Regions from separate parts of the Homo sapiens genome. Here regions 2 and 3 are each linked to region 1. A link is a loop called in an ENCODE intact Hi-C map of the cell type or tissue named here. Cell type or tissue: PC-3. All regions are shown on one strand.

Region 1 (8,000 bases):
CTATCCATTAAGTCGAATTATTTTACTTGTGTTGGAAACATTTTAGCAATCAAAACTGGGTATCTTTTTAGGTTTAGAGGAAAAAATTAGGGCTCAGGTTTTGAGAGTAGAGAAGAGGAAGTGAGATCTTGAGGAAGACTTTGATTGAAGGTCATTCAGATAAGCTTTTTTTCTTTTTTTTAATTTGTCATCTTCTTTGGGATGCTGTGTTTATAGGTGAGATCACGTGATGATGGAGAAGGTCACCAGAGCCAGGCACCTTGTCCACACACAGGGCTTCCTTCCTCCATGACTTAACCCAGAGATGTAGACGGCGGGGTCAACATTAAATACCACAAACAGGCAAAAGAGCTTCAGACAGAAGGATCATCTTCCTGAAGACAAAATAATCATCATCCTTTGAGGGCAAAGTGGGCAACGTTATGGGTATGTAAAATTGAGAAGCAGCTTTCATGAGTCCTGATTTATTTATTTAAAAATCTAAATTTATTTTTTTCCTTAGGTATCTTTTGTTTTGGAATGGGACTCTACACTATGGGATTTCTAGTGGAGAGGACAGTTACCAGAGTCAGCACTGGAGGTATGGGAATTTCTAAGCTAGAGAACTGCAGTAGGGAAAATTGAAAGATGCTATTTTGGGGGTCTCACTGATAGTTATGAAGCTTAAGTGTTTTTTCCTGGTGTCTTTTTAAGAAGCATATGTTAGTTGTATGCTTTATGATATAAAAAAAGATAAAGCATGTATAGGTATTTTACAGGCAGAGCAGAGATGGGGATATTCTGAATGCCCTTACCCCCCAGAAAACAAAAGTTAAGCTACATATATTTTATAAAGTAATAGGAGAGGATACATCTCTAGGAAAAGTGGGGAGATAATGCCCATAACGTAGCTAGGGCTCTACATTCCCTTGTTCAAAATCAACTATGATTGCATTTTACAATGAAGAACGCACACAGTGATTTGCAGGTAAATATTTAACAACAAGCTCGCCAAATAAAAATTGCTAGAATATATATACATGTATATAATGTCATTATAAACTTTACTCATATAAAGGATGTATATCACACAATTTACAAATAATAAAATACACAATACTCTTTATTGCAAATTTTACATAAGCAATTAATTCTTACAGAATACTTTCACTGATTTTTGCCAAGCTGCAGTATCTGTAGCCAACCTATGGTTACAATTCAGTTATGATTTGATAATTGAAACTGAATCCCTTTCTGCTCTTTCCTCATTAAATTTGTTATCATTAAGTCCAATATGTGATCTATTGTTAAACTAGTTCTCATTCTCATACAAACTATTATACATTTAGTAAATCAAAGTCTGTTTCTGGTTCATTGCTATGTATATCGGAATTTCACCCTTTGTTCAATGATGTGAGGAACTTTTTGTCTAATTGGATAATGGTATTCAAATACAGGAAGAATATTTCTTCAATATCTTTTGCTATACACAATGTAGTAGCTACATGCACAGCACACTATTAGGTTTAATCTGCATTACTGACATTTTCTGCAATACTTTCTTAAGTCTAGTCAATCAACAGAGCATTAAATCAAGTTTTGTTTTACAGTGTTTGCCAATTTCTGTTTTATAAATATTTCTACCATGCTCAATTTCAAGCTACCAACATGATGTCACTGAAGGCAAAGTTGGACAGAGAAGTTATAATAGTACACTTGATTTTTAATAATGACTGTGTTTAACAACCAAATTACAAAATTGCTGAAAATTTAACCCTAGGCTCTTGCAGGCTGGTGCAAGTCAACTCAAACACACCACCAGGGCACCCACTCTCCCCATTTCCTCCACTTATCATCTCTTTTGGAATAAAGATATCATGTGTGTATGTTTACAAGTATGTAAAAATTACATAATTTTACAAAATCTTATTTAAGTGAAGCTTAATAAAGCATTCAATAAATTGAATTGAATGGATGCACACTTAATGAAGCTAGTTGAAAAAATAAAATATAAACACATGGAAAGTTTAGTAATATTTGGAGTGAGTTTCGCTTTGTGCCAAGGGAGATTTAACAGGACAATATGGCTTCTAAGAAGGGTGAGGACTTTCTGTATAGCCTAGTAGGGGTGGGCAAGGAGGTTAGCCTGAGCCTAGAAAAGTGGTTAAGATTTGGGTAGGTGAAGAGGGAAAAAAAGAATAGTTCAGTCATTAACTCAAAGAATATGTATTGATTGATTACTAGTAACCATAAATATTAAATTTTATATCATTAACAATCTTTAAAAGGGTACAGAGTTTCTCCAAAGAATGTTTTAATCTTCTAAGCAACTGGCGGGACACAAATAAATGTCAAAAATCAGTTACTTAAGGAGTTTTAAATGTCTAAATTTTAAAAATTAACCACAGTGTCTAAAAGCAAACAAAAATTGTTTTCCTTATATACTATATCTTTAAAAATTCTGTGGAGAATAACAGCAACAGAAACTTATGAGGAAGCCAAAAATTGCTTGTCAGATTTAGGAGATATACAAAAACCAAGTGTTTTGTTTTGTTTTGCTTTGTTTTTTAATTTGGTCTTCAAAGGAGGGAGAAGAAGGACACATGTAATTAAAGGTCAAAATGATAATAACTTGGCTAGAATTCATTTTCATTTGCAGACTGGCACTTGTAGGAATTCCCTATTAGCCCAAAGACTAGCCTGAAGTTAGTTAGGCATTATTTCCCAAAGTAAGAAAAGTTAGCTTTCATTTCTAAAGCCAGGAAGAAAGAATTATAGATCTGTATAAAACAAACATGGATGTGTTTGCCATAAAATGAGAAAAGAGATCTGTAATTCTGAATAAAGAAATATCTAACCTCTAATAGGGAAAATTTAAAAAATTTACTTTTTATTGAAAAGTAAATATGGAAATAAATACGAAAAATAACCAAATTGAAAATTGTTCAATCTGGTTAGTAATGTAATTAAAGGAATAAGATGTCAATTTCTCTTAGAAGGGAAACCAAAGCCATAGAAGTTACTACATTATTGCCTCTTCTGATATGAGATAGATATACTCATATACTGCTATGAATTGCTGCTCATTTATTTTTAGAAGTCAGTTTGACATATGTAACTAGAACCACAATAGAGAAATGGTTAAAGATACTATGGGCCATCTGTCTGTCTGTCTGTCTCATCTGTCTAATTAGTTATCTAGAAAAACCAGTACGGAAAGAAAAAAATAACAAAATGTTAATGAATTAAAAGTGATTTGAGGTCTCTGTTTACATTTTTATGTATTTTTCCATTTTTTTTTTTACATTAGCAACTTTTGCTTTTATAATCAGAAAAAAGAAATCAAAGTTAATTTAGAAAGGAATTGTACTGCTTTTGAGGAGCACAAGCTTTGGATACAGAAAGACCTTGAATTATAGCCTGCTTTGAACCTCTACGATCTGTGCAGCATTGGCTAAACATTTCTTAGACTCAGATCTTCAGTTTCACATCTTTTAAAAGGCATAATAACAGAATGCTTACAGGTTTACCTTGAAAATAGCTGAGCCTACCTTACGGAGTGCTGGACGTGTGGTATGTGTTTAGTGCAGGCCAGCTCCCCTCCCCAGTTCAACACATCCTGAGTGGTATCCACTGACATTGAAAGACCAAAATCAGATCTTTTTGAGTCTCATCAATTCTATCAAAAAAACCCTCCCCCTTGTGCTCTCAACCTAGGAGGGTCAAGCCAGTGGAATGGTAATCATCTTGTGTGAGTTGTCAGTGCTCTCCTAAGCATCTGTTACGCAGGATCACGCTCTTAAGTTTGCCAAAAATTACCTCATTGATAATGTCTGCTGGAGATGCTTAGGCAAAACTTGAAATAGAAAGATAGTCTTTTGGAAGACAATTCCCCACAAGTGTAACCCCAAAGAATGTTGGTTTGGTGACATGGAACAGCTGGAAAAGTAAGACCACATCGTTCAAAAGCATGACAGTACCTCTGCAAATGAGACGAGAGCTAAATATGTGTCTCAGAGATAGGAAGCTAAATCAGAACGCAGCAAGAAGACAGCACACATTCGAGAGAGGAAAAAATGTGAAATCTGCTTCTGGCCATCAGAGGAGCTGATGCAATCCCGGCTGACTCGGGGGACAGCCACGGTGCCAGCTACAGAGGCCACATGGCTTCTAATGAGGCCAGGCCCAGTTGTAGCTCCGAAGAGTGGGTGAGCCAGCCAAATTTCACCCAAGGACAGAAGCAGCCTTAACAGCTGGTGAGTGAATTAACTTCAGGCAAACCGGTTGGACCCAGGTGGAGGGACATTTTGAATCATTCCCTTATGGGTAGAAAAAGAACAAAACATCTTAGGAAACAGAGCTACCATGGCCTCTTTATTTCAGTTTAGTTTCTCCTGTCAGCCTTCTTTGGGGGCCAGGGAAGGAGCTAGGCAGGAGGGAGAAGCTTGGGGGCTTGAGGGACTGTGGAGCGATGACACATCAGTTTGAGACTGCATAAAAGGAGGATGGGGAAGTCAGGGTCCAGGGTGCGCTTGCATTGCAGAGCTGGGAAGGAGACTGCACTTGATCAAGGCAGCATTCCACCTGAGTTAAAGGAAAACATTTTAGGTGATGTGAGCTCTTAAAATGAGATTTCCTCTTAAGAGAACCTCTTCAGCATCTTTTTTATCTGCAGCTCTTATCAAATGCTGGGTCCCTGGCATTTGCACAGTAAATATTGTTGACCTGCTCCAGAGTATCTCTACTCCCAAGATTTACCTGTTTATGGAGTGGGCTGTCCTCATGAGGCCTTGTCCCTGGAAGCGCCCTGCAGAGAGCAGGCTGATCCTGAAGGGACGGAAGAAGGGCTTCTTGCATTGACTGGAAACCTGAATCCTGAGGAATTCAGGGAAAGCCTGCATCCTGCAGTTTGAGCACCATCCTGCCACCTGGTGGCTGCATCCCTAAATTGCAAGGGCAGGTCTGTTTTAACAAGCCTCTAAATAAGTGAATTTGCAAAATAAAGTCATGAGGTGAAGCCATTTTGACAAATGTTAAAGAGAGATGCGAACATCTTAGAAGGATGGGTAGAATTAAAAAAAAAAACATATGTTGTGAGAGAATATAGCTTTTCTGGTGAGAAAGAGGTCAAATCAAATGTGAGTGGGCAGACAGGAAACAGGAGGCTAACGCAGCACCCAGGCGTGGGTAGGATACCGCATACCGCCCTGACATGCAGGTTATTCCAGGAAGATGTCTCTCTCTGTGAAGGCTGAGGTTACCACTGTTCCTACGCAGCCCAGGGAGGAAAGGGGTCTGGTAACATTGTGTGCCTCTCCTTTTTTGACATGCTAATATTTGACCCATATTTAAGTGTGCAAAAACCTTCTCAAGGCAGCACAACATCTTTTGATTTTTTAACATCAGCACTGAGTTTACCTGTTTTTTTTCTTTGGTCACTTTTGTCTTCTTCCTTTCCCATTCTCTTCTTTAGTTGACAAGCACTGGCTACCATCTATGTGTCAACAATTGTGTCATGAGTTTGAGATGGGCCGACAGCACGTGGAACTCAAAGGTGACTAAGGGAGAAAGGAAAGTAAATCAATGATCAGAGTCCAGAGAGCTACATGCAGTGCAACCCATGGTTTTATGGGAGAACCGACAGGGGCACCTCACTCTGGAAGGAACAACGCCAGGAGAGGCTTTGAGGTGCCGATAATGTCCAGGTGATGTGCAAATGTGTAGGAGCTAGCAAGACAGAAAAGCAGCTATTAATGGGGAAGTGGTGTGGGTGACATTTCAAATAGAGGGAATAGGAGGCAAAAGAAGATTAAAAATATATGCTTAAGGAAATGCTGGAACGACTATTTCACATGGCCATGGTGCCAGAGATAAGTTTAGAAGACATGCACAGGATCAGACCAGGGAGGGTGAGCCAGTGGCTCTGCATTTCACCCTGGCAACTCTGAAGTCCTGCTGGAGAATTTTAAGCAGGGGCGGAACAGCCACCTGACAGATACAGATAAACATCCTGGAAAGATCACTCCTGCTGCAGAGAGAAAGGAGCAATGCTGGAGGCTGCGGCTGCCCAGGCCAAGGAGGCCTTCTGAAAAAGTCCATCTGGATGAAGGCGAATTCAAGAGCAGCTTAGCTGGCAGAACTGAAGGACCGTGGTGCTCCTACAGATCATGTGGATGATGGGAAGGGTCTCCAGGAAATGCACAGAGGGTGTGAAAAGTTCCAGGTTGAAATCCTAGGTGCAGGGTAGGCAATGGCCATTTTAGCATTTATGAATGGAAAATCCAGGGTGCACAATGCTTTGAGGAGAGAGTCACTTTGGATTTGCCTCCGGAGTCTACAGGTGCGGTGTCCTTGGGCGCCCAGCCATGCAAGTCTGGGGTCTGGGCTGGTAGCCGGATCTCAGCCTCTTTCACCTCCCTTTTTCCTCTTTTTATTTATTTATTTTTCATTCTTTCCCCTCTCCACATCTCAGTTCTAACCTCTTTGCCTCAATATGCTCTTTCTTGTCTGTTCTTTAAACAGGAACTTGTTTGGAATTGAGCCTTGATTCTGAAAAGAAAGTATCAGAGGGCAGCATTTGAACTGGCATTTAAGGTGTCAACCAGGGGGAATTTGGTGCCGACCAGTAAAAGGGGAGAATCAAAAACAGAAGCTCCATCACCAGGGACAGGGCCAGACTCCTGACTAGAAACTCAGTGGATGTGCTGAATCATTCGGATACTTTCCAGAAAATTATTTTACCTACTCAGAAGGCTGGGCATCAGCCAAAACTGTCTGGAAAACCACAAGGAAAGACATTTCCATGAAGTAACTAGAGTTTTGGGCTTCTACTCTAGAGGAATATAAGAGGAACTTTCTTTAAAGAGTATGCAGGTGGTTCCTTTTAAGCTCACCTGTCTGGTTTTTCAAACAGATCAAGGGGTGATGGCAGGGAAACGTCTCCCCTGGAAATCTCACCCCTCCATTTGCTAAAGAGAAGGAGCTTCAATCCCTTGACAGGATGATGAAACAATAATAAACTGATGTGACCAAGTCTCATGCCAGCAGTCCTACCTGTGGCCCACCCTTCTCGTGGCCAACAATGGCTTTTCTTAAATAAATAAAAATCAAGATTTGTACCACTCCTGCTGTAAGCTCTTCAGTGGCTCATGGATGAATGAACAGGATCACCATTGGCACACAAGTCCCCCCACAGATCACCTACTCATCTTTCCACCCCAGCTTTTGCCATTCTCTCCCCATCCCACAAATCCATTGCCATCCAAAGATAAGAAAGATACCAGATAGGGCTTCCCAGTTGCAGCAGAGTGGACTGTCTTTACACTGGAGGGCTATTCTTCCACAAAGAAGTCTTCTCCCCCGTGGGAAGGGATTGGAGTACTTCTCCTAGGCACTATGTGAGCAGATGGTTGAGAAATGAGCTAGCCCTTGAGCTTCTGCAGCAAGGGAGGGTCCCATCATGAGAGCAGATGGTATGGGAAATGCACCAGTTTGGAATTGGGAGGAACAAGTTTCAGGCCTGACTCAGATACAGATACTTGCCATCATCAGTATGCCCTTGAATGAACTATAAAGTGTCTCTGAACCTCTGTTGTCTCCTTTGCAGTGTTGAGCCAAGGTTATATACCACACAGGGATTGAGGAAGAGGAATTAAGGCAGCGTACATGGAAGTGGCTGGCTCAGTCATCACTGGCTAAACGCTACTTGAATTCCATTCTAAAACTCCACATAGAAAGGCAATTTGACAAAATTTGATCATCCCTTCACCCCAATTATCACCCCGTGAACTTTTCTTCCATTTATCACCCTTGGATTTCGTAGCTCGGCACACACAGTCTTTCTCCCTCTCTCACTTCTTTCTTTCTCTCCTTTTTTCTTCTTCTGTTAAACCTAAGAAATTCTAATGCTGAAGAGGGTTTTCTTAAGGTGATTCTCCTGGAAAAGATGACTCTTTAAGCAAAAATTCAGACTTTCTCTAGAGTGACCGAGACATGTAGGTGGCGGTAGCAATACAGGCTGA
Region 2 (8,000 bases), 570 kb before region 1:
GCCTCACAGGTACCCCTTCCTTCCTTCCTTCCTTCCCCTCCCTCATTCTCTCTTTCTCTCTCTTCCTTTTCTTTTCTTTCTTTTTTGCGTGGTGTGAATACTTTGGATCTACCCCATTAGCAAACATTTTTAAAGAGAGAGTAGAGCTAATTGAGCTGAAAGGAGTATTTCATGTATATCTCAGGTTCTGCACTTCTGAAATGGATTCCAAATAGTGTGTGGATCCTGGAAGTCCTTATAACCTTCTCTGTATTTATCCTTCTGTTCTCTGTCTCACGTCAGGTCAGGAATGGACAGGAGTGAGCAGGACGGAGTGCAGGCATCCTTCTTGGACTGGGAGGACAGCCTTGGGAGGACAGTGTCATGGGCTCTGGGAGCATCACCCAAGGCTAATGGGCTCCTGCAGATGCTCCTTGCAGCAGCAGAGTGAGGCCAGTATCTTGTAAAATGTTCCACAAACTTCTATGCACCTGCAGGCATGTGGACAATGGATAGGAACCCACGGTGGGCAATTCAGAGTGTCTGTTCAAGGAAATTGTATTTTATGTTAATGCTCATTGTTTTCTTGGAACTGGATAAAACCTGGCAGGCTCCTCTGTGGAGCATTATTAGATTTTCGGAATAATTTTTCTTTGTTGAGCGCACTTAAACTGGGTACTGAGACTGGTTCCTTCACCCCCACCCCAGGAGGCCTAGAGAGGAATCACTGGCCTGAGCCAGAAACAGGAAAGCAGGGGAGAGAGGAGGCGACGGTGGGGACGTGTTCCTCGATGTGCCCATTTCCTAGTTGTTACGTGTATGTGTGCATGTGTGTGCCTGCGTGTGTGTCCGTGTATGTGTGTGCGTGTGTGTGTGTGTGTGCATACATGCTCAGCAGCACAGCCTGGTGAAGGGCCTGGAGTGGCATGGAGGGAAACGCAAGGTGAATCTGAAAAAGAAGGACCACCACAGCTGAGAGAAATTTGCAGGAGGGAAATGTGGGGGAGAGCTTGGAACTCTCACTGTCTCTGGAACGGGGGTCCAACAAGCTCACCTCAGCGGCTTGAGGGTTCTGATCACTGCATCTGCCGTGTCCTAATGTTACAGTAGGTAGCTAGTCAGGCATGAGCAGGGCAGGGGAGGGCTCCCCACCCACACACCAGGAGTGTCTGGTGACGGTCAGGTGACGGTCAGGCGGTTGTAAAGTGTCTCGCTAAAGTAATAATTGGTCACAGCTGGCACCAGGGAAAGGCCGTCTCCAAATAAAAAGAAAACACCTAAAACTGGTGATCAGCAGCTTCCCAATAAGATCTCAGGAAGTGGGCGAGTGAGCTCAAGCATGTGCATTAAGAGGCAAAGTGATGGAGTTTAACTGTTGTATGACCTTCCTGTAGGAATGCTAGTCTGGTAAGGAAAGAATGCCTCAAATAAGCATGCATACAGCTCCAGGAAACACATAGCACACGCTCCACTCCCAACTGCTGGCAGGCCACTGTGCGTGCAGACAGCCCGCCCCAAGGGATGAATCGGGAGAAGGGACACAAGACCCCGGAAGCATGCCAACATATACAAGCCCAAGTCAAAAGGTCAAACCCTGCACTTGTCCTTCAAGTTACCTGCTTGGGCCTCTTCCAAGTGTACTTTCCTTCCTTGTGTTCCTGCTCTAAAGCTTTTTAATCAACTTTCACTCCTGCTCTAAAACTTGCCTTGTTCTCTCCTTCTGCCTTATGCCCCTCAGTTGAATTCTTTCTTCTGAGGAGGCAAGAATTGAGGTTGCTGCAGACCCGTAAGATACGGATTCGCTGCCGGTGACACTAACATAGATGCTGAGCAATAATCCAGAGCAGATACCAGTGGCCTGAGTAGGGGGTTGTGTGACGGAAGGAAGTGTGTTCTTTCAGGATACACTTAGAAGGCAGAATCAGTGGGACATAGTGACTAACTGATGATGAATCCCACATTTCTGTCCTGGGCACCTGGACGATGGTGGGGCCTCCACTTGGTGTGCAGGACTCAGAAGATGGAGCGTATTTTAAGGGAGCAGGAAACTGGCAAGTGTAGGTTTGCCCCAGGGAGTTCAAGGTGCTGCAGAATATCCAAGTGGAAAAGTGACCAGTTGACTCAGATTCTAGGCTTCAGGGGAGACACCTGGGTTGGCAACATAGCTCTGGGAAGATTAGTTTATACTTTGAGACCTATCTGAATTTTTCCATGTGAAAGCATTTAGTTTCATGGATGGAGATGAGTGCATTTGGGTGGGGCAAAGAGGAGACAAGCTCAATGAGCAAAGAAACCCTGTGAGGAGGGAGGGCAGGGCCCTGCTGCAGGGAGAGGAGGCTGGGGGGGAAACATTGCTCAGGGACACACACTATTAAGGCTGTCCTGGGGGTGGCAGGGCCTGTCAAATAGAACTTCGCTTCATGCTGCCTTATCCTTCCCGGGTATGAGCAGGTGTTTGGTGCCTCTTCTGTGCCGGTCAGTAGATTCCCCAGACGGGGCAGTAGAATATCTGGGGGCAGCTGGTCACCTCATACACAGGGCTCAGGAGGAAGCGTCTCCTAAGTCCAAGTGGTAATTTTTTTTTTTTTGAGACAAAGTGTTGCTCTGTCACCCAGGCTGGAGTGCAGTGGCACGATCTTGTCTCACTGCAACCTCCGCCTCCTGAGTCCAAGTGATTCTCCCGCCTCAGCCACCTGAGTAGCTGGGATCACAGGCATGTGCCACCATGCCCAGCTAATTTTTGTATTTTTAGTAGAGACAGGGTTTCACCATGTTTGCCAGGCATGTCTTGACCGCCTGACCTCAAGTGATCCACCCATCTCAGCCTCCCAAAGTGCCGGGATTACAGGCGTGAGCCACCGTGCCCGGCCCACGTGGTGAATTTTAAGTGAGCGGCAGATCCTGGCTCTTCACCATCACTTTTTCCCGTGAAAGACATCCAACGATTGAAAACCTTTGAATTTTTAGCTGGTAAAAGCCTCAGCATTTACTTAGCAAATATTGAGACATTGGATGGGAAGCTTCTGATGTTTCAGGCACTGTGTTCCCTGTTCTGAGGAATAAATAAGATACTTCCCTGTAGGATCTCAGAGATTAGCAGGATGATGAGGCAGGAAAGGGGCCAGGTACTAGGCATGGAGTCCCCAGAATGGGGCACAGGGCTGGAAAAGGCCGGGGAGGACAAGCTTTCCTCCAAGGAGAAGGAGGGAGGTGGCTTTGAACCGACCCTAGAGAGAGGCATGGTGGTTTAGCAAAAGGACCCTGGGGTAAGCCATTTAGGAGGCACAGACTGGGGCCAGGTTTTGTTAGCAGCGGAAGGTCTCTGAGTCACAGGGCACCAAAGTATGTTAGCAGCAGCAACTCCGGACCAGTCTGCAGCAACCTCATTCCTTGCCTCCTCGGAAGAAAGAACTCATCTGAGGAGCATTAGGCAAGGGAGAGACTGAGGCAAGTTTCTGAGCAGGAGTGGAGGTTTCTTAAAAAGCTTTAGAGCAGGAATGAAAAGAAGGAAAGTACACTTGGAAGAGGGCCAAGCAGGAGACTTGAAGGACTAGTGCAGGGTTTGACCCTTTGACTTGGGGTTTTATATGTTGGCATGCCTCCGGGGTCTTGCGTCCCTTCTCCCCTGATTCTCCCCTTGGGGTGGACTGCACGCATGCATGGTGGGCTGCTGGCGCTTGGGAGGGGCGCATGCGCAGTGTGTTTACTGGAGTCGTACCCATGCTCCCTTGAGGCGTTCTTCCCTTACCAGCCGAATGTCCCTAGGAGGTCATATGCCACTCACACTCTGCCATTTTGCCTCTTAGTGCGCATGTGTTGAGCCCACTCACCTCACGCCGGAGGAGATCTATCTGAAAGCTGCGGGCTTCAGGTGTTTCTATCTATTGGGAGATGCCGTTCCCTGGCGCCGGCTGCAAACAATTATTATTTTAGAGAGACAGCTAACCAACCGCCTGACCACCACCTGATGGTCGCCCGCCCCTCATGGTGGGGTGGGGGCCCTCTCTGTCCTGCTCTGCCTGACCAGCTACTGACCTAACAGTTTGATGTCCTTGTGAGCCATGCTTAAGGAATTTGAACTGGCCCCTATATGAAATGGAGACCACTGGCAGATTTAAAATTGGGAGTGAAATTTAAATTTCTATGATTTAGAAAGACTTTCTGGCAACTGGATTGGACTTGGAGGATCCTGAGTGCCGCCAGATTGGTTGGGGATGCTGAAGTGCGCAGGACGCCGAGGCTAAGGGGCAGGAAGGGACGGCCAGCATGCAGCGCCACGATTCGGTCAGCAGGTGGCGCGCGAGCACCGCGTTTAACCAGTTTCTAGGTGCGCGTGCTTTGCTGTCTTTTGTTACCATTTTGTTTGTTGTTTGTTTTGGTTTGGGTCTTTTTGTTTTGCGTGTGAGTGATGGATTTTTGTGTCTGCCTTGAGCTCTTCCACCCTATGCCTACTCAGCCTTCTTCAACTTGTGATTTTCTCCCTCCCTCTCTCCACCGTGAGATTAACCAGAATTAGACAGGGCAGCTTAGACAGAGAAAGCAGGTGTGCAGTTTCAGAAAGACCACGTGGCTACAGCCAGCCCAGCTGGCCTTATGTGCCCCACCGTCCTCCACCAGAGCTCTGGAGCCACTTGTCCTGCCCTGGGCCCAGCAGGCATCACAGCCAGTGGGAGGGGCCACAGGCTGCCCTGGGGTGTGGAGAAGCACCCCCTAGCTCCCCATCCCATGCACTCTGGTCTATTTCTTCCTACATCCCAGATGGACTCACCCGATTCAAGAGGCCCCCATCACATCAGCTTCAGCCTTCATCTTGGGAGTCCTTAAATGCAGGACTCAAGAGTCTGCATTTGTTCTTAAGGACAGGAGATTTGCTTTAACTCAGACAATTTCTCCTTATAGACTCCTTTCTTCATAGTAGAAAGAGAAGGAGCCCCCAAAGGCACATCCTCCTAGCAGGTGGTTCTGGCCCCTGTTCTGCCAGTCATCTGCATGCAGCCCAGGCGTGCCACTCAGCCACACTGATTCTCAAGGGCCTCACCAGGAACGTTTTTATCTTTGCCCTATCCTCCAGGATGATGAGAATAAGAGAAAAATAAAGCAAGTATCGAAATTTCTCCTAGAAAAGTGTTTTTAGTAATTTATACCATTTAATCCTTGGATGGGCTATTTGAGCTAGGATTTCTGTTCTCATTGCCTTTGACATTTAATGCCTATGAGACCTTGGGCAACTTCTACCTCGCTGACCTGTAGGTTCAGGTGGAGTTTCTTGCTCAAGTTATGTGCTCCACACCCATAAAATATGGATAATAACACAAATTCATTAAGGATGCCATTAATTGAAAAACAAAGTTGGGCTTAGTATTTCTTATGATTAGTATACTGTCTTAATATCTAACCTGATCGCCAATCCACACTTGGATAACAAGAAGACCTCTATTTTTTAGTCTTTGTTTTGTTTCTCTTTTTATTCTAATTTTATTTTTTAATGGATAAATAATTGTAAATATTCACAGGATACATAGTGATGTTTCAATACATATAATGTGTAGGGATCAGACAAGGTTAATTAGCTTATCCATCGTCTCCAACATTTATCATTTCTTTGTGTTGAGAGAACTCATTTTTTATTTTTTCCATTAATTTCTTAAAAATTTACATCTGTGGAGTACAGGTGCAATTTTGTTACATGTACAGGTCGCATACACTTCAGCAAAGACACTTAATCTGGCACTTATCAAATGCCAGATGCTATTCAGTAAAAGGTGTCAGAGATATTTGGTTATTTATCTTAAGGGTGAGACTTTTGCACTGCAAAGCAAAGTCTTATCACAAGTAAAAAATTTCTGGCCCAGCAACATGAGTGATTCCAGACCATTCTCACGCTGAGGGGCTTGGCCCAGCCACTAGGTTGGGATCAAGGGGCAGTGTGCAGTCTTGTAGTCAACTGGAAATTGGAAGGAAAAAGTGAGAAGACCTTAGGTTTTGCTTCTGGGTCTGTGCCATTAACCAGCCGGGTGGTCTTGGGTGATTCACTTCATGCCTTTGTCCACGTTTCTTATTATTAAAGCAGGACTGTCACCTTTCTATGCCCTCTCACAAGGCTCTCCTGTAGGCCAGATGGAGATAGCGATGGAAAAAGTATTCTGCAACCATAGAGAGCTCTGTAGATGCAGCTGTTAATAAGTGGGTGACTTAATTCTTCGGACGGTTCACAGAACTCTTCTGTAACCTGCTGCTATGTGAAGCACTGGGCAAGAAACAGGGTAAGAGAGTCAGAGCTGAACAAGACTTACTTTCTTCTCTAAAGTTGCTAATATAGAGCCCTGCGGTTTGATAAAATGTAAGCCCATTTATTTATTAAGTTTGTATTCCCTAGATATATTTCCACCAAATAGGAAGATGATTTCATTTTAAAGCTTTAAAAAGAATATACATAAAATATATGCCCTTGGGCTTTATTTTCCATATAGGACCATTTTACTTACCTTGAAAATCTATTTCCTCGATGAGCATTGCTGTGAGGTTTTTACTAGCTACCATATAGGTGATATGGTTAGGCTTTTTGTCCCCACCCAAATCTCCTCTTGAATTGTAATCCCCAGGTGCTGAGGGAGGAACCTGGTGGGAGGTGATTGGATCATGGGGGTGGTTTCCCCTATGCTGTTCTCATGATAGTGAGTGAGTTCTCAGGGGATCTGATTGTTTATAAGTGTTTGGCAAGTTCCTCCTTCACTCACTCTTCTCTCTCCTGCCACCATGTGAGAAACGTTCTTGCTTCCCCTTTGCCTTCCACCATGACTGTAAGTTTCCTGAGGCCTCCCCAGCCATGCAGAACTGTGAGTCAATTAAACCTCCTTTGTTTATAAATTACGCAGTTTGGGGTATTTCTTTATAGTAGCGTGAAATCGGACTAATACAGTAGGTGAATTCTTGCCCACTTTATACCTCAGTCATACTGAACTTAAAAGGGTACTAGGCCCATGAAATCATCTGTGGCCTTTGAATTCTGGAAACATTCCTAGCTTTCTTCTGAAATCACAGCAGGCTAGTACATTTAAAAATGGGACTACTAACTTTTCTTCATCTCTGCCTGATTATTATCCATTGCTTATGTATTTTTCACATATGGGTTATTCATTCTTTGTCCTCCAGAATCATGCCTGATGATTTTGAGAGATTTATCCTATCTGCATGCAAAATGTTGCCTATTTTCTCCCAATTTCATTTTAAGTTACCTCTTCTTTCATCTCCATAATAATTATAACCATTTTCCTATTAACAATTTCAAATCTTTCACCTGCTTATGCCTTATTAAACAAAAGGTTAATATATTTGTGAAAGCTGCAAATCTAAGCACCATGTCACATGTATACCTTGGATGAAGAGCAGCATGGTGGCTGACTGTCACTATTGCCTGCACTGCCCAGCAAGTAGGTGAGATTTTCCTCTGGGAGATCTTTTTTTCCAGTCTAAGAAAGGTCTAAAATTAAAAGTTTGTGAATAGAAAAAAAAATGTACACTCTTGTCCATCTCTATTGCAGTAAGAGTTTTAAATCAAGAATAGATCTGTGATTTTATCAAAGAGTTTTCCTGCTCTTACAGAAGGATTACACAGATTTACCTTTGTGTCCACTCAAATGGTAAATTGTATTGGTAGGTTTTCTAATATCAAATCACCTTGCATTTCTGGGAGGAACTCCACCTGCCTATGGTGGTTGTCTTTGGATGGGATTGGATTGTATTTGCTAATATATATCAAGAAATTTAATATAATTATTTAAAAGTGCAGGTGACCCACAGATTTCTTCTTCTTGCCTCTTCATTGGGTTTCAGTTTTATGTGTTGCTAGCTTTACAAAAGCATTTGGAACTTTTCCTCCCCTTCTCCCTTCTCCCTCTTCCTCCTGTCTCCTCCTCCTCCTCCTTTTATGTCTCCTGTTCACAGAAACATTTAATATTCAAGTAATCTGTTTCTCAAAGATTTGTTAGAAATCTGTTAAACATACAGGGCTTGGTGCTCTT
Region 3 (8,000 bases), 550 kb before region 1:
CAGGAGGGTTTCTCAAACTTAGCTTCCAGCCCTTTCCTTGTGTTTTAAATTTTATCTATTATAGTTTTAATTTCTATAAAAACTCTATTTTAATATAGAGCTCTTTGGTTCTCTTATTGTTTGATTTTCATAGCATTCTGTTCTTGTTTCATGAATACAGTATCTTATCTCCTTGGGGATATTAAATCTATTTTTAAAAGTTGTTTTTCTACTTATTGTATTGCCTCCATTTTCTTTTTCTCTGCTCTTACATTTTGATTTGTCTTTCATGTTGGAGGCTTTCCTCAAATGGCTAGTGCTGCTTGGTTTTCTGCTTAAAAACTCAAATACTAAAAAGCTGATTGGAAGGTCTATGTGTATGTGTGGCTTATTAATTGGCAAGCTTCACTTAGAGTCATGTTGCTTGGGATAGACAGGATGGTGCCCTAGGACTGTATCTTACATGTTGGGCTCTTCCATTCTCCAGAACAATTCTCTCATCGCCTGCCTGGGGTGTGCTGAGACCCAAGGAAAGAAGGAGGTTGGGAAGACTTCCTCTTTGTTATGATGACTTATTTATTTCCTGTGTCTTCAGCCTCATACTTTATCTTTTCTCTCTTCTTTACCAGCTACCTCTAAATCTAGAGACTCTGGTTCAATTTCTCCATCTTGTCAACACCTGGTATCCCGCCTGGACAGAGGAGTGTTGTTTCACTACTCAGGGTGGAGCACTTGGGCTGGAGTGCATGCTCTGTCTGGGAGTCTAATTAGCCTTTCTTTTTTTATTTTCTCTTGTGACTACTGCTTTCAGAAGTAAGTGGGGGTTCCAATTTCTAAGATTTTCTATGGCCTTAATAAACAATTGAATTTAACATACAACCATTTTTATTTATTTATTTTTGGATAAACAACAGACACTGAGCACAGTCCATGTGTCAGCTACGCTGGGCATAATCTGGGGAATGGGATTGTTTGGTGAGGTGAAGTATCAGTAGAGGAGCATGCAAGAGATAATCAAGAATTAATTGAGAACAGTCAGGACAAAACCAATCAGAAAAGTCCCTATGTGCTGTACCTTAGAGGTTGAATTCATTTTGTGGGCAATGGGGTTCCCATGAAAGGTTTGAAACAGAGAAGTGTAAGTGTCTGGCAAAAAGCTCAAAGAGAGCTTGCACACAACATTTCTCCATCTTCTTTCATTGTCATTGCTTTTCCTCTTTGTGCCCCCATTCTTCTTCCCGTTTCTTCCTTTATAATCTTCCTCAGAATAAACACTTTCATGTATAAATCTCTCAATGGATTTCTTTTCTTCGATTTTGAAGTATTGTATAATCATCTTTTCACCAATTTAGGTACTCTTGTTTTATGCAATTTTTTTTTAGTAACAGGCACAAAGAGTTTGATTGTTTGAAGCCGTTTTTTAATTATTGAAATGAACAGTTTACACCAATCAAAAGAAGTCAGTGCTTGGAATAGCTGCAAATGAATAGACAGAGAGATTTGGAGCATATTCTGATAACTGAACAGGAGGACAGCTTCAAGATTTGTGACTCAGGGTTGTCCAAGATTCCCATATTTTGAAGATTTGCAGGCGAGCCCGCAACCTGTTTAAAATAAGGCTCTCCTGTCTCAAATGCTGATCACACTTGTCCTATGAATAGACAGAGCGTATTTTATAAATGTCATCCAAGGGAAGGTCAGAGCTCCCCACCTGGTCCTTGTCTTTACCAGCTGTGAAAAGAGAAAGTTGTGAAGAAAGAGTTTCCAAAAAATTCACATCTCTTGACACATATGAAGAAAAAAAAGAAAATGAAGACAAATTTATTGAACACCTACTATGTGCAGGGCACTGAGCTGGGCACTTTCCCATGCATTTATCTTATATCATGCAATCATGCCAAGAGGCAGGTGGCTGTAATCCCATCTTCAAATGACAAAACGGAGAGTCAGAGATAGACAGGTCCATAACACAAAGCTGGAATGGGGAAGAGCAGAGTCTGCGCCCAGGGCTGTCTTTGTTCCCCAGCTGCATTTTCAGGTTCCAATAGAGTCTGAATCCATCCTATGGCTCCTTCTCATCCTACACTGCAGAGGGAAAAAGAACTCCAAAATGCTACTGCATATTCAGAGGGAAAGCATGTCTCCTTAGTGCCTACTCGTCAGCAGTGACAGTCTGTCTTCCCCTAGCTTGGTGCAGAGGGTCAATTTAAATCCTCTGAAGTGCCAAGAGCCCCATCTGCTCCTCCATCTGAAATGGGAATATTTTGCTCTTTTTTTTTTTTTTTTTAAATCTTGATTTGGTCTTTTGCTGTTTGTGTTGCAGCCTTCAGCCCAGATGCCAATAAGGAGGAAAATGTATTAAGTGATAAGGGGCAAATCAATGAAATTAAAATGAATGAGGGGGGAGAATCTGATATGGGGGCAAAAAATGAAGTCTCCCTGTAACAGCTAGTCCAGGCGTACCAGGGAATGCGAGCAGGTTCCTATGCGATTCCAGCAGACACTGACTAGAACCACACGTCTGGGGTAGAGGAGTCAAGACAGCCCAGGTAGATGTGCCAGAAACACCTTGAAGAGACTCTGCCTGAAGACACAGCCCGCTCTGTGGTACAGCTGCTGTTTATTAGGGATGCTCATATTTTATGGATGCGAGCCTGAGAGGGGAGTGCTGTGGTATGTTGGAATCGCAGTTTATCGGTTTTACATCCATGTGCAAAGCTACGACTCTCCACTGTAAGAATGTGAGCACAAAGTTTCAGAGAATGGCAGAATTACAGAGCTCTGGGCTAGCATGGGGGGAGTGTGTGGGATCAGGGACTCATGGAGCACTCACTAGGAATCGCAGGAACACGGGAATCAGCCTTGCCGTGAGAACCAGCCTTGCTGTGTGCTGCTAGCTGACTTCCAAAATCCCCCTGGGCCTGTTTCTTCAACCAAAAAATGGAGCTGAAGATGTATGTCACAGCAAGCCGATGTAAGAAGCAAAGAAAATGACTGTGTTTAACATATTGCCTGAAGATAACAATGTTTTATTAATGATTTTCTCCTAATCAAAAGCTCTTATTTTATAGTCGTGAAAGGAGAGACCTACAGAAGTAAAATTATTATTTTCCTTTTAAACAGTGCAATATTAGTTTATCTTTTTGCATTAATCAATGCTTTCTCAGATGAGCAGTCACCCTTGATCCTCACAGTGACTGTGAAGGAGCCCAGCAGGCCGAGGCACCCTCATTCTGTAGCTGAGATGCAGATGTGGGGTGCTGGAGCTTGAAAGCTCCGTGGGCTGGGGATCAGGGCGGCTTGCCCTGTGCTTGGCAAACTGCCCCCCGACGGTCTCCATGCTGCCAGGGAGTCTTCAAGGCTGCTTTGGGGGAAAGTAGGGACCCTCATCTTATATTTTATTATTATAAAATTATTATAAAAATACAAAAATATATAATATATAATAATATATATTATTATATATGATATATTAGAATACTATATAATATATTATATAATAAATATATAAAATATAAAAGTATTATAAATAATTTTATAATTAGACTTCTATGCAGGACTGTGTTTTGTATATGCAAAACAGATTCAACAGATTTCTTTAAAAGTTTAAAAACTCTTGAGTTATACTGATTTCTTGACTTGATGCACACAGAACAATGACTCAACTTGGAGAGGTGAAGACATCTCCCAGGTCACCCAGCTGCAGACAGTGCTCTGCCCCTCCCAGCAGGACTGTCACTCCTGCCACCAAACGACGACTCTTCCTTTTTAGGTATTAGTGGCATGTAATTGATGGATTCCTTATCAGGGTCAAAATGAAAGCTGAACCTTATATACATACAGGTGAGAAAATATTTTTGGAACCCCAAAATAGTCATTTTGGAAGTATTTCCATGACTACCTGGAAAACAGGTCGTTTCAAAGATTACCTTAAAAAAAAATCTATACGATAAGAAGTTGAAATATTGCAGAAACTTCAAATCCTGCCTTATTTAAAAGTTAAGGTGAATTAAAATAGTAGTGATAGAATTGTTTCCTAAGATACAGGGCAAATGGGAAATAGGCGTAGATGCCAAATGTTTCCTGTTTGAATTTCTAGGGCGTTAAAGGAATCAGGGAGCTATGTTGTTGAACGTGTCTGCAATGTCAGGTGAACTCTGGTGAGCCTGGAGCAAACAGGATTCTTTTTCACAATGCAGGGCAGACAGAAGAGTGAGGCCATTTCTCATTTCTCACTCCCCGCACCCCATGGTGACAGGACCTCAGCAGTTCCATCTGCAGGTGCCAGCTTCATTGTGGACAGACTCTGCTCTAAGGATGCCTGGTCTCAGTGTCCTGTGTTTCGACGGAGGTGCCCAGGGACAGCTCTGACTTCTCAGAGTCCTGGGTGGAGAGGGCCACCTGTTGTTTAGTCTTTTCTGGCAGGGCAGACCCATGACCAGGCTGCTTTGTGCCAAGCCAGGGGGGTCTTTGATTTCTTTGTTTCTCAACCAAGCAGACATTTTCTTTCCTTTTATTTATTTCTTCCTATCCCTGGCCTCTCATTTGATTTTTTGCTTGTTCAGCACAGCAGTACTTATTCCCTGCAAAATGAATTGATTTCTCCTTCCAGATGTTGGAAATATGAAAGTAATCTTGGCCCTACAGAGAATTGTCTTTGAGAAATCACCCACTTTGTCCTCAACAGCAGGTGTCACTGTTGTAGCAGAAAACCCTGCTGCTTCCAGGGCCCGGGCCAGCCCAGAGATATTTTTACCCAAAAGAGAAAAGGCCCAACATGAGATTCAAACTTGGCAAAAGAAATTCCAAAATGAATGTGAAACCTCATAAAAGGCTGTAAATTATCAGCGTGTCTTTAAACGCTGAGCCCAGGACTTTCAGCACCCATCCCTTGGGAAGAGAGACCGTGGGACTGGTCCCAATCTGCAATCACTCATGATCTCATCCATCCTGCAGCCCCAGGGCTGCTGTCCTGGCCTCACAAGGATGTAGAGGAGCAGTGACCGAATCCCCTCCTTGTCTCCTGGACCACAAGCCTCAGGGGAACACAGGGAATTTTGCTGTGCACGTGCTGGTGTCTGGCGCTCCAGGATTAGCTCTCCTGAGGACACTTTCAGCAAGAAGCTTGTATGCTGGAGCTCACAGGATTACGTGGTTTGCCCAAGGACACTCAGGTCATGAGTGGTGGAGCTAGAAGGAAAGCCATCTTTTGCTAGGCCCCACTGTTTCTTCTATGTATCTGGTATAGCTTGGACCACAGGGATAATGTGGTGGATGTAAACATGACTTCTCCCAGTTCTCTATGCAGAATACAGCATTGTTAAGTGAACCCAATTTAGATTCCCTTGTGGCCAGGGCATTTGGTGTGGCTGGGCCAACACCACTGGGAAAGGTGGTAATGGTTTCGAGATTCAAAACTATATTTCAAAATGTGCTTTGTTCTTTGCAAACATGGTCATTCACTTAAAGTTCAAACATCATGAAATACAAATAAGAAGTCAGAATTTGTATACCTTTAGGTACACAGGAAAACTGCTATGTCAGTAAATTGGGCCTTGACATGCTAACATACAGCTTAGCACATGGCCATAGAATTTAAGTACAGTGTGTTCACATCTGAATAGAGAAAACAAAAGAAATGAAGAAAAATTGGGAGAGCCTGGAGCTGGAGACCAGATGGGCATACAGCATGATCCATCATCTTCTCAAGCAGCGTCTCTCATCCCCAGCAAGGCCTGTACTGAGGGCTGGGTTGGGATTTGGGGTTGCTGTTTAGCAGAGTGGCTTATTCTTTTTTTAAATTTTTTTATTTTACTTTAAGTTCCGGGATACATATGCAGAACGTGCCGGTTTGTTACGTAGGCATACATGTGCCCTGGTGGTTTGGAACATGCCGGTTTGTTACGTAGGCATACATGTGTTATGGTGGTTTGGAACGTGCCGGTTTGTTACGTAGGCATACATGTGCCATGGTGGTTTGGAACGTGCCGGTTTGTTACATAGGCATACATGTGCCATGGTGGTTTGGAACGTGCCGGTTTGTTACGTAGGCATACATGTGTTATGGTGGTTTGGAACGTGCCGGTTTGTTACATAGGCATACATGTGCCATGGTGGTTTGGAACGTGCCGGTTTGTTACGTAGGCATACATGTGCCATGGTGGTTTGGAACGTGCCGGTTTGTTACATAGGCATACATGTGCCATGGTGGTTTGGAACGTGCCGGTTTGTTACGTAGGCATACATGTGCCATGGTGGTTTGGATCGTGCCGGTTTGTTACATAGGCATACATGTGCCATGGTGGTTTGGGACGTGCCGGTTTGTTACATAGGCATACATGTGCCATGGTGGTTTGGAACGTGCCGGTTTGTTACGTAGGCATACATGTGTTATGGTGGTTTACAACGTGCCGGTTTGTTACGTAGGCATACATGTGTTATGGTGGTTTACAACGTGCCGGTTTGTTACATAGGCATACATGTGCCATGGTGGTTTGGAACGTGCCGGTTTGTTACGTAGGCATACATGTGCCATGGTGGTTTGGAACGTGCTGGTTTGTTACATAGGCATACATGTGCCATGGTGGTTTGGAACGTGCCGGTTTGTTACATAGGCATACATGTGTTATGGTGGTTTACAACGTGCCGGTTTGTTACATAGGCATACATGTGCCATGGTGGTTTGGAACGTGCCGGTTTGTTACATAGGCATACATGTGCCATGGTGGTTTGGAACGTGCCGGTTTGTTACGTAGGCATACATGTGTTATGGTGGTTTACAACGTGCCGGTTTGTTACATAGGCATACATGTGCCATGGTGGTTTGGAACGTGCCGGTTTGTTACATAGGCATACATGTGCCATGGTGGTTTGGAACGTGCCGGTTTGTTACATAGGCATACATGTGCCATGGTGGTTTGGTGCACCCATCAACCCGTCATGTTGGTTTTAAGCCCCACATGCATTAGGTGGCTCATTCTTAACATGCAAGCCAGGCCCACTAAGGTAGGGCTGTGGCATCTGCAACACACCAGGACAGAGACCTCATTTTTATCAAGGGGAAGAGAAATCAGAATATTTGTTAATTAAAAAGTACTAGGTGCTCAGGATTCCTCAGAGGGAACAGATACATTTTTCCTAGAAGATGGAGGTTGTCTCGGTTGACTGGCTCAAACTCCACATCCCCAAAACAGGGCTAAAATTCTGAATCTGGAGCCAGCTGTGTAACCTTAATTAGTCATCTCATCTTTCCAAGCTGCATCTTCTGAATCTGAGAAATAGAATTTATAACACTATCTACTTGATGGGGCTGTTATGAGGAATAAAGGAGAAAATGAGTATACATCCTTATATACAGCAAATGTCTAACACATGTTAACTAAGGATTTATTCATAATAGATGAGGTGAATTCATACTTGGTCCTGCTTTCAGATGGACACAGCTTCACGGCTAGAGGGAACTTGGCTGTCAGAGGTAATCGGATGTCTTATCCCGTGAGGCACCGTGATCAGTGTTAGGGGTTGTTTGGAGTGCTGTCCTGTGTAGGATCCTGAAGCCTGATCCCACTTAAGTAGACAAGAGTTTTGATCTTAATTATCAATGCCTGTCAAGGGCATAGGAGAGAGAAGTGACATCACGGGGCTACATAGTCCCAATTTCATTCCCAAATTAGTTCAACAGCCTTATTTTCAGACAAGCCTAGAGTGGTCAGGAAAACTTGGAAAACACATTTTTCAAGCTAGTTTTGTGGCTAATGGAGGCCAGATCTCAGTCTCGCTATTTCTCATTCAATTCTGCTGCAACCACTGCCCCTCCATGCAGGAAAGGCAATTCACCTCCATCAGAAATAGAAAGCGCCCTATACAAGAAGGTTAGTGATACCCCTATGTTATTTTGCTCAAATCTTTGGGTTCAGGGAATAAATTCCTTAACTGCAAAGTGGAATTTCTTTAATTACTCTGCCCTCATCTGTACTCCCAGGACAGATCAAGGCACTGTGAATTTTGCTAGGTGTCCATCA

What was found. Hi-C counts contacts between places; a loop is a spot of excess contacts. Peaks named below come from ENCODE experiments on the same cell type or tissue, not always from the same donor. Only the 100,000 strongest peaks of a DNase experiment are listed, where the experiment ranks them.
Region 2: a loop joins it to region 1, with 6 times the contacts of the local background. A loop is called at or near these places in 15 of 110 quality-filtered maps.
Region 3: a loop joins it to region 1, with 13 times the contacts of the local background. A loop is called at or near these places in 4 of 110 quality-filtered maps.

What each region holds. Positions count from the first base shown.
Region 1 is chr2:7,667,345-7,675,344 of GRCh38, forward strand. It overlaps LOC101929510 (a long non-coding RNA gene), which reads left to right. Exons shown (of 5, transcript XR_007088657.1): 3 at 217-426; 4 at 503-580; 5 at 6,502-7,112. It overlaps LOC107985848 (a long non-coding RNA gene), which reads right to left and starts at 4,941. Exons shown (of 2, transcript XR_001739272.2): 1 at 4,738-4,941; 2 at 4,327-4,563. RefSeq lists a silencer at 4,734-5,028. In PC-3, a CTCF peak has its summit at 4,927 (motif pointing left); DNase peaks (open chromatin) are centred at 4,897 and 6,737; H3K27ac peaks cover 1,103 bases.
Region 2 is chr2:7,093,163-7,101,162 of GRCh38, forward strand. No RefSeq gene overlaps it. Among named protein-coding and RNA genes, the nearest start is that of GRASLND, 180 kb to the left of the region's middle. RefSeq lists an enhancer at 4,344-4,473. In PC-3, CTCF peaks have their summits at 4,275 (motif pointing right) and 4,488; a DNase peak (open chromatin) is centred at 4,269; H3K4me3 peaks cover 688 bases.
Region 3 is chr2:7,114,543-7,122,542 of GRCh38, forward strand. No RefSeq gene overlaps it. Among named protein-coding and RNA genes, the nearest start is that of GRASLND, 200 kb to the left of the region's middle. In PC-3, a CTCF peak has its summit at 4,681 (motif pointing right); no DNase peak of the experiment used is centred here.